Regions from separate parts of the Homo sapiens genome. Here region 2 is linked to region 1. A link is an interaction called in ENCODE POLR2A ChIA-PET data of the cell type or tissue named here. Cell type or tissue: CD4-positive, alpha-beta T cell. All regions are shown on one strand. Region 1 holds the start of IL27RA (interleukin 27 receptor subunit alpha). Region 2 overlaps RFX1 (regulatory factor X1).

Region 1 (5,000 bases):
TTATTATTATTTTTGAGACAGGGTCTTGCTCTGTTGCCCAGACTGGAGTGCAGTGGTGTGATCACAGCTCACTGCAGCTTCAACCTCTTGGGCTCAAGCAATTCTCCTGCCTCAGCCTCCTGAGTAGCTGGGACTACAGGCTTGTGCCAACATGTCTAACTTTTTATTATTTGTAGAGACAGGGTAGTGCTGTGTTGTCCAGGCTGTTCTTGAACTCCTGGTTCTGGTGATCCTCCAGCATGTGCCCCTGGAAGTGCTGGGATTACAGGTGTGAGACACCGTGCCCGGACTCAATAGTCATTTTTGAGTGCTCATCATGTTCCAGACATTGTTCTAAGTTTTTTTTTTTAATGAATATTAACTCCTTATAAAACTTGAGAAGGTTGGAGTAATTATTTTTTTCCACTTTGCAGAAAAGAACATTGAGGCTCCAAGAAGTAAATTTACTTGCTCACGATTAGAGAAGCTGGATTCATGCTCAGTCAGCCCAGCTCCCAAATGTACCAGGTCCTCAATTAATAAAGAGTAAGGAGAAATAAATGACAGGGCTGGGTGCGGTGGCTCACGCCTGTAATCCCAGCACTTTGGGTGGCTGAGGTGGGCACATCACTTGAGGTCAGGAGTTTGCGACCAGCCTGAACAACATGGTGAACCCCATCTCTATAACAATACAAAAATCAGCCAGGCCTGCTGGCAGACACCTGTAATCCCACCTACTCTGGCAGAGCCAGAATTTGAACCCAGGACTGGGTGGAATAAAAACTCTGAACTATGTCTATGACTGTTGTCACAAGATCAGAGCTAGACTGGCCAGGAGCCATGACTGTGGGTGCAGCAGCAGCTGAGCCCTGATCACTAACTCTGTTCATCTTTTGCAGGAGATACCTTCCCGGATGCAGATGCTGATGAAGACAGTCTGGCAGGCGAGCTGGATGAGGCCATGGGGTCCAGCGAGTGGCTGGCCCTGACCAAGTCACCCCAGGCCTTTTACAGGGGGCGACCCAGCTGGCAAGGAACCCCTGGGGTTCTTCGGGGCAGCCGAGATGTCCTGGCTGGCCTTTCCAGCAGCTGCTGCAAGTGGGGGTGTAGCAAAAGTGAAATCAGTAGCCTTTGCTAGTTTGAGGGCTGGGCAGCCGTGGGCACCAGGACCAATGCCCCAGTCCTGCCATCCACTCAACTAGTGTCTGGCTGGGCACCTGTCTTTCGAGCCTCACACATTCATTCATTCATCTACAAGTCACAGAGGCACTGTGGGCTCAGGCACAGTCTCCCGACACCACCTATCCAACCCTGCCCTTTGACCAGCCTATCATGACCCTGGCCCCTAAGGAAGCTGTGCCCCTGCCTGGTCAAGTGGGGACCCCCCCATCCTGACCCCTGACCTCTCCCCAGCCCTAACCATGCGTTTGCCTGGCCTACACACTCCACTGCCACAACTGGGTCCCTACTCTACCTAGGCTGGCCACACAGAGACCCCTGCCCCCTTCCCAGTCCAAACTGTGGCCATTGTCCCCTGACCAGCTAAAATCAAGCCTCTGTCTCAGTCCAGCCTTTGCACGCACGCTTCCTTTGCCCTGCTTTCCATCCCCTCTCCCTCCAACTCCCCTGCCAGAGTTCCAAGGCTGTGGACCCCAGAGAAGGTGGCAGGTGGCCCCCCTAGGAGAGCTCTGGGCACATTCGAATCTTCCCAAACTCCAATAATAAAAATTCGAAGACTTTGGCAGAGAGTGTGTGTGTGTGTGTATGGTTGTTGGGCGTAGGACAGGTTTCGGGGATGCGCGGTACGCGGTACCACCCCTCGGAGGCCCCCACCCCCAGACGCCCAGGCCGCCTCCCCACTCCCCCTCAAGCAGCCCCAGCCGGGGACTTTCCGTCGCGGGGAAGGGGCGGGGACCCTGAGCGAAAGGTGCGGAGGCGGCCTGCCGGGGTGGTTCGGCTTCCCGTTGCCGCCTCGGGCGCTGTACCCAGAGCTCGAAGAGGAGCAGCGCGGCCGCGCGGACCCGGCAAGGCTGGGCCGGACTCGGGGCTCCCGAGGGACGCCATGCGGGGAGGCAGGGGCGCCCCTTTCTGGCTGTGGCCGCTGCCCAAGCTGGCGCTGCTGCCTCTGTTGTGGGTGCTTTTCCAGCGGACGCGTCCCCAGGGTGAGTGCTGGAGGGAGCTCGTGTCCCGGGCGCTGCCGCTGCGCTCCCCGCGAAGGCGCCAGTGCTCCAGGATAAGCCACGCGTATGCAGAGCGAACGGTAGAGGTGCAGGCGCCACTCGGCTCCTCCCGGGGCAGGGACCCGGCGACACTGGGGAATGGGCGGCAGCGAGGTCGAACCGGAGCCCCGGGGCGGGGTGGGGGAGCTCTCTGGGTGGTTAACAGGATGTGGCGAGCACAGGGAAAGGGGGGGTTTGCACGGAGCCCGGGCAGGGGTGCCTAGCGCCTCCCTTCCTGCTGCTCATTTCCCTAAGCCCCCCCACCTTGCAATTGTCAGAAGTCCAAGTTCTGGGGTGTGCAGGCGGAAGGGGGGGATTCGACCCCCTTTCCTGAGACCCTCTGACTCCCTCTCCAGGCAGCGCCGGGCCACTGCAGTGCTACGGAGTTGGACCCTTGGGCGACTTGAACTGCTCGTGGGAGCCTCTTGGGGACCTGGGAGCCCCCTCCGAGTTACACCTCCAGAGCCAAAAGTAGTGAGTACAGGGAGGTGACGTGGGGAAACAGGCTTTGGAGGTGGCCGCTCAGGCCCCAGGCTGCTTTGGTTGAAAGGTTCCAGGAGTCAAGCCTGGCCAACATGGTGAAACCCTGTCTATACTAAAAATACAAAAAAAAAAAAAAAAAAAAAATTACCCAGGGGTGGTGGCGCGCGCCTGTAGTCCCTGATACTCAGGAGGCTGAGACAGGAGAATCGCTTGAACCCGGGAGGCGGAGGTTGCAGTAAGCCCAGATCTCGCCACTGCACTCCAGCCTGGGGGACAGAGGGAGACTCTGTCTCAAAAAAAAAAAAAAAAAAAAAGAAAAGAAAAGAAAAGAAAGTCCCAGGAGTCTGCCCCCCTCCCCCAATACTCCTCCACTCCTTCAATTCTAGCTTCCCTCGTTTCTTTGCTGTGTCACCCTGGGCAAGTCACTTTCCCTCTTTGAGTCTCCTTTTCATTTCTCTATTAAATAGCAATCATAGGGCCAGGAGAGGTGGTTTGCACCTGTCATCCCAGCATTTTGGGAGGCCGAGGCGGGAGGATCGCTTGAGCCCAGGAGGAGTTCAGAGTTTTAGAGAGCCCGTCACTTTTTTTTTTTTTTTTTTTTGAAACGGAGTTTCACTCTTGTTGCCCAGGCTGGAATGCAATGGTGTGGTCTCGGCTCACTGCAACCTCCACCTCCTGGGTTCAAGCGATTCTCCTGCCTCAGCCTCCAGAGTAGCTGGGATTACAGGCATGTGCCACCATGCCTGGCTAATTTTTGTATTTTTAGTAGAGGGGGGAGGTTTCACCATGTTGGCCAGGCTGGTCTTGAACTCCTGACCTCAGGTGATCCACCCGCCTCAGCCTCCCAAAGTTCTGGGATTACAGGTGTGAGCCACCGTGCCTGGCCGAGAGCCCGTCTCTTAAAAATATAAAATATAATATAAATAAAGGGAAATAGGCCAGGCGCAGTGGTTCACACCTATAATCCCAGCACTTTGAGAGGCCGAGGTGGGCAGATTACTTGAGGTCAGGAGTTCAAGACCAGCTGTAGTAATTCCAGCTACTCGGGAGGCTGAGGTGGGAGGATCACTTGAACCCAGGAGGCAGAGGTTGCGGTGAGCTAAGATCGTGCCATTGCACTCCAGCCTGGGTGACAGAGTGAGACTCTGTCTCAAAAAAATTTTAAAAAATAAAAGCTGGCGTGGTGGCTCACGCCTATAATCTCAGCACTTTGGGAGGCCGAGGCGGGCAGATCACGAGGTCAGGAGTTCGAGACCAGCCTGACCAACATGGTGAAACCCTGTCTCCACTAAAAATACAAAGATTAGCCGATGTGGTGGTGCATGCCTGTAATCCCAGTTACTCAGGAGGCTGAGGCAGGAGAATTGCTTGAACCCAGGAAGTGGAGGTTGCAGTGAGCTGAGATCGCACCACTGCACTCCAGCCTGGCCGACAGAGCGAGACTCCATCTCAAAAACACTAAAAATAAAAAATAAAAAAGGGAAATAATAACAGAACCTGCCTCCGAAGGTTAAGTCTGAGGATTCAAAGAGTTAGGTGCTTGGCAAGGAGAAAGTTGCTTCATAATGTGAACCTGGTTTTTATTGCTGTGTGACATTAGGCAAGTCACTTAACCTCTCTGAGCATGTTAAAAGATTATTCAGTGTGGTGCTGGGGATGCTGCAGTGAAAGAGGTAGACAGAAAGCCCTGCCCACAGTCCAAGGACTCCATGTGTTTCTTCATGATGAATCATACCTGGAAACTCATAATTTCAAATTGGGCTAAGTGAGGGAAGAGGAAAAGAGTCAATGAAAGATAAGAATGGGAGACAGAGGTCCTGGATTTTTTTTTCTTTTTAATATTAATGGTTAAAATACACACAACAGGCCCTACACGGTGGCTCACGCCTGTAATCCCAGCACTTTGGGAGGCCGAGACAGGCAGATCACCTGAGGTCAGGAGTTGCAGACCAGCCTGGCCAACATGGTGAAACTCCGTCTCTACTAAAAATACAAAAATTAGCCAGGCGTGGTGGCACATGCCTGTAGCCCCAGCTATTTGGGAGTCTGAGGCAGGAGAATCGCTGGAACTCGGGAGGCAGAGGTTGGAGTGAGCCAAGATCGCGCCACTGTACTCCAGCCTGGGTGACAGAGCAAGACTCTGTCTAAAAAAAAAAAAAGGCCGGGCGCGGTGGCTCAAGCCTGTAATCCTAGCACTTTGGGAGGCCGAGGCGGTGGATCATGAGGTCAGGAGATCGAGACCATCCTGGCTAACACGGTGAAACCCCGTCTCTACTAAAAATACAAAAAAATTAGCTGGGCGTGGTGGCTGGCGCCTGT
Region 2 (5,000 bases), 59 kb before region 1:
GTCTGGGTGACAAGAGCAAAACTCCATCTCCAAAAAAGAAAAAAAAAGACTAGAATAGACTAGAAGCCAGGCTACATCAGGACCATGAGGGACCACCAGGACCACCAGCGCTGACCCACCCCACAATCACACAAATGTCGAAGGGCCCGGTTGGGGTTGGAATCCAGGGCTGCCCCAGGGACTTCACACAACCACTTCTAGGCACAGGGAGGTTCCAGCACCCGCCTTCCTGATGGTGGAAGAACCCTGTTCAGGAAGCTCCCCATGGCAGTGCTGGCTTCTCTCTGCCCTCATTATCTATTCTCTATAATCAATTTTAATCAGAATAGATGGCTGGGAGGATCGCCTGAGGCCAGGATTTTGAGACCAGCCTAGGCAACAGAGTGAGATCCTGTCTCTACAAAAAAAATTTTTTAAAATCCGCCAGGCGTGGTGGCTCACGTCTGTAATCCCAGCACTTTGGGAGGCCGAGGAGGGTGGATCACGAGGTCAGGAAATCGAGACCATCCTGGCCAACATGGTGAAACCCCGTCTCTACTAAAAATACAAAAATTAGCTGAGCGTGGTGGCACGCCTATAGTCCCAGCTACTCGGGAGACTGGGGCAGGAGAATCACTTGAACCCGGGAGGCGGAGGTCGCAGTGAGCCGAGATCATGCCACTGCACTTCAGCCTGGCGACAGAGCAAGACTCCGTCTTAAACAAACAAAAAAATTAGCCGGACATGGTGCGGCATGCCTGTAGTCCCAGCTACTTGCAAGGGTAAACTGGGAGGATCACTTGAGCCTGGGAGTTTGAGGCTGCAGTGAGCTATGATTACAGCACTGTGCTTCAGCCTGGACGACAGAACAAAACCCTGTCTCAAAAAAAAAAAAAAAAAAAAGTAGACAACATTTTTTTTTTTTTTTTGAGACAGAATCTTGCTGTGTCTCCCAGGCTTGAGTGCGGTGGCGCAGTCTCCGCTCACTGCAACCACCTCCCAGGTTCAAGCAAGTCTCATGCCTCACCCTCCTGAGTAGCTGGGATTACAGGTGCATACCACCATGCCCGGCTAATTTTTGTATTTTTAGTAGAGATGGAGTTTCACCATGTTGGTCGGGCTGGTCTTGAACTCCTGACTTCAGGTGATCCACCCACTTCAGTCTCCCAAAGTCCTGGGATTACAGGTGTGAGCCACAGCGCCCAGCCAACAATAGACAACACTTCTGTAGTATTGTGTTAAGAATTTCATGCATATCAGCTGAGGCCCAGAGAGGCTGAGTAATTTATCTGAGGCCACACAGCATTCAATCCCAGGACATCTGCATATGTTCTCTTCATTGGGGGCCACACAGGCTCCTGCTAGCGGTGGTTGGTAACCACCGTCATGGACTGGGCTTCTAGTGCCCACCACCCACCACTGCCTGCCTCCTCTGGGGCCCGCGTTGGGGCACTTACCGTGGCTGGCGAGGCACGGGTGGTGTGAGAGTAAGACTGGCTGGCACTGCCCAGCATGTAGCCGCCTTGGATCACGTAGGTGCCTGCTCCGCTGCCGCCGCCTCCGGTGCTGCCACTGCCACCCCCGCCACCGCCTCCCCCGCCGCCGCCGCCACCACCACTGCCACCACCTCCGCTGCTGTTGCTGGCCCCAGCCCCAGTGCTGGTGGAGCTGGCGACGACCTGGCTGCCGGACACGTACATGGGCATGGAGCCACTGCTGGCCACCGCCTGGGAGGTGGCGGGGGTGCTGACCTGGGTGGCCGTGCCTGCGGCCTCGTAGTAGCTGGTGCTTGCCGTCTGCGTGTACAGCGGCGTCTCGGGATAGGAGTAGGTGCTGGAACGGCTGGGAAAGAGGCAAAGCCAAGGGAGAGTCAGGGGGATGAGAACTGGGGGGCCGAGGGGCATGACTGTGCAGGAAGGGGGGTCCTAGGAGGGGACTGGGGAAGCAGCAGCTCCCCTGCAGCAAGGAGCAGATCCTAGCATTCATCTACAACGGACTGGGTACCATCCTGAGTGCTTGATGGGCAGTATTTCATATAATCATCAGCTGGGCATGGTGGCTCCTGCCTGTAATTCCAGCACTTTGGGAAGCAGAGGCAGGAGGATCGTTGAAGGCCAGGAGTTCAAGACTAGCCTGGGCCACATAGTGAAAACCCATCTCTACAAAAAATATGAAGATTAGCCAGGCATGCTGGTGCACACCTGCAATCCCAGCTACTTGGGAGGCTGAGGCAGGAAGATCCCTTGAGTCCAGGAGTTCAAGGTTGTAGTGAGCTATAACCATACTACCACTGCAGCAAAGCCTAGGTGACAGTGAGACTCTGGCTTTTTATTTTTGTTATTTTATTTATTTATTTACTTATTGAGACAGAGTCTTGCTCTGTCACCCAGGCTAGAGTGCAGTGTCGCAATCTTGGCTCACTGCAACCTCCGCCTCCTGGGTTCAAGCTATCCTCCTGCCTCAGCCTCCCAAGGAGCTGGGAATACAGGGCTCACCACCACACCAGGTTAATTTTTGTATTTTTTTAGTACAGTTGGTGTTCCACCATGTTGGCCAGGCTGGTCTCGAACTTCTGACCTCAAGTGATCCACCCGCCTCAGTCTCCCACAGTCCTGGGATTACAGGCATGAGCCACCACACCTGGCCGACCCTGTCTTTTTAATTAAAAAAAAAAAAAAATACCGAAGGGTTAGGGAACTTGGAATGCTACACACTTCATTAAAAAAATAAAATTGGCAAGTACTTCGAGTGCCTACTGTGTGCTAGGCACTGTTTCACACACTTTGGACACAGCAATGGACAAGAATGAAAAGCCCCGGCCCCCGGAACCGTCTAGTTGGGGAGACAGGCAAGAAGCCACGTGCAAAGGTAAATGAGAGATCATAACAGAAGGTGATCAGGCAGTGAGTGAAGCAGGAAGGGGGTGGGGCTAGAGAAGGCGATGCTGTGATTGGAAGGGACTAGAGAAGGCGACGCTGTGATTGGAGAAGACCATCAGGAATGCAGATATGTTTCCCCTGAGCCAAGCTACCTATCCCAGGCTGGGGAAGCCTCTCTCCTTCAGATATCGCGTGACGGGATGGGCACCGGTGACACAGGCTTGAGGCTGCAAATCGTCACAAGTATACAAGTATAAAAACCACCAGGGGTTCAACCTCAAGGGGCTGTTAAACAAAAGATGATGGAATCCTATGCAGGGGTGAAAGAGAAGGAGGCAAGGCTTGTCGTCCCCCGAAAGAACAAGCTCCAGAACCTAACACCGGGCAGATAAGAGGCAGAGAAGAGTGGGGACCGTGTGACCGAACAATAGGGAAGAATGCGTTGCATGTGGCATGCGTGTCTGTCATCTGTGGGCATGGAGGGCTCCGTCGAGGGGGACAGGCAGGGGGCACCTCTCACCATCTCGCTAAACATCGTTGGACATAGTTTTGATCTTTGAACTCTTTCAATGTACTAGTGATTAAAAACATAGCATTAGGCCAGGTGCAGTGTAATCACACCTGTAATCCCAGCACTTTGGGAGGACGAGGCGGGTGGATCACTTGAGGTCAGGAGTTCGAGACCAGCCTGGCCAACATAGTGAAACCGTCTCTACTAAAAATACAAAAATTAGCCAGGCATGGTGGCAGGCGCCTGTAGTCCCAGCTACTCAGGAGGCTGGGGCAGGAGGATCACTTGAACCTGGGAGGTGGAGGCTGTAGTGAGCTGAGATCATGCCACTGCACTCCAGCCTGGGTGACAGAGTGAAACTCCACCTCAAAAAAAAAAAAAAAAAGGGAGGGGGGCAGGGGCAGGCACGGTGGCTCACACCTGTAACCCCAGCACTCTGGGAGGCCAAGGCGGGTGGATCACCTGAGGTCAGGAGTTCAAGACCAGCCTGGCCAACATGATGAAACCCTCTCTCTACTGAAAATACAAAAAGTTAGCCGGGTGTGGTGGTGGGCGCCTGTAATCCCAACTACTCGGGAGACTGAGGCAGGAGAATCGCAGGAGAACCACCCTGAAGGTGGAGGTTGCAGTGAGCCAAGATTGCACCATTGCACTCCAGCTGTGCAACAAGAGGGAAACTCTATCTCAAAAAAAAAAAAAAAAATTAAACATCCAGAAAGACAGTGTGGTCAGTCAAGAGGTGGCCTGGCTCAGACTCTGAAGGTGGCAGGGGAGGGAGCCGCACAGGCCCGAGTGGTTGTGGGTGAACAAAGAGAGGGAGTTGAGGGGGACAGTGGAAGGAGATATGGAAGCATGGTCTTTGTCACACATCAGGTCCAGCTCTCGATCTCTCTGTCCTGCCCTATGTCTACCACACAAAGTGACACCAAGAGCACATGACCTGAGCAAGAGCCCCTACTTCTCCAAGGCGGGGGCCACAGCCTGCTCACTCCTGCACACCCAGCATGCAATGTGTGCTGCAAAAAGGTTGCTTTGGTAGATGGTTGCTGAATGACTGAATAAATGAATGTGTGCAGCTCTGGATGCCCCCCAGAACAGGACCAGGGATGGAGGCCCAGGGGCTGTGGCTTTGGCCAGGGTGGGGATAGGGCTGGCAAAGGGTCGGGAACTCGCAGTAATTCACTCAGAGGGAGAGACAGAAGGGGTGGGCAGCTGACAGCAGGAGTGGCCCCCAACAACTTCTCGTAGCAGAAAAACCCGATAGCAACGATGAACTAGGTGCAATCACACACACTATGATCACTGAGAGAGGAATTCAGACAGAAGCAAAGGAGAGACAGGAGAGACGCTACCAGGGATGGCAGCAGGAACCCTTGGACACCGTGTTCCTCTTTGCAATGCCCTGTCTGGCCCCTGCCAGCTTGGCTCAACCACACAGTGAAAAGATTAGCAGCACTGGAAAGAAACAAATGGAACTGTGAGGTAGCCGGACGCCGGGGACCAAGCCTCACGATTTAGATGCCTGGACCAGGCCCACTGGGGTCGGTCAGAGCATCATGACCCTAGGACTAAGTCGATCCATGAGCTAACCAATCCCAGCATTGTCCCCAGAAGAACAAGTGGCAGGGATG

What was found. Peaks named below come from ENCODE experiments on the same cell type or tissue, not always from the same donor. Only the 100,000 strongest peaks of a DNase experiment are listed, where the experiment ranks them.
Region 2: POLR2A ChIA-PET joins it to region 1 with 10 read pairs; 16 of 35 experiments call an interaction of 5 or more read pairs at or near these places.

Annotation. Positions count from the first base shown.
Region 1 is chr19:14,029,832-14,034,831 of GRCh38, forward strand. RLN3 (relaxin 3) reads left to right here. Exons shown (of 2, transcript NM_080864.4): 2 at 879-1,720. The coding sequence ends at 1,117. It overlaps IL27RA (interleukin 27 receptor subunit alpha), which reads left to right and starts at 1,931. Exons shown (of 14, transcript NM_004843.4): 1 at 1,931-2,141; 2 at 2,555-2,672. The coding sequence starts at 2,042. RefSeq lists silencers at 1,710-1,839, 1,910-1,959, 1,970-2,089, 2,100-2,149. In CD4-positive, alpha-beta T cell, no CTCF peak of the experiment used is centred here; DNase peaks (open chromatin) are centred at 1,890 and 2,400; H3K4me3 peaks cover 2,555 bases; H3K27ac peaks cover 2,413 bases.
Region 2 is chr19:13,971,307-13,976,306 of GRCh38, forward strand. RFX1 (regulatory factor X1) reads right to left here. Exons shown (of 21, transcript NM_002918.5): 9 at 1,437-1,821. Among named protein-coding and RNA genes, the nearest start is that of DCAF15, 21 kb to the left of the region's middle. In CD4-positive, alpha-beta T cell, no CTCF peak of the experiment used is centred here; a DNase peak (open chromatin) is centred at 2,915.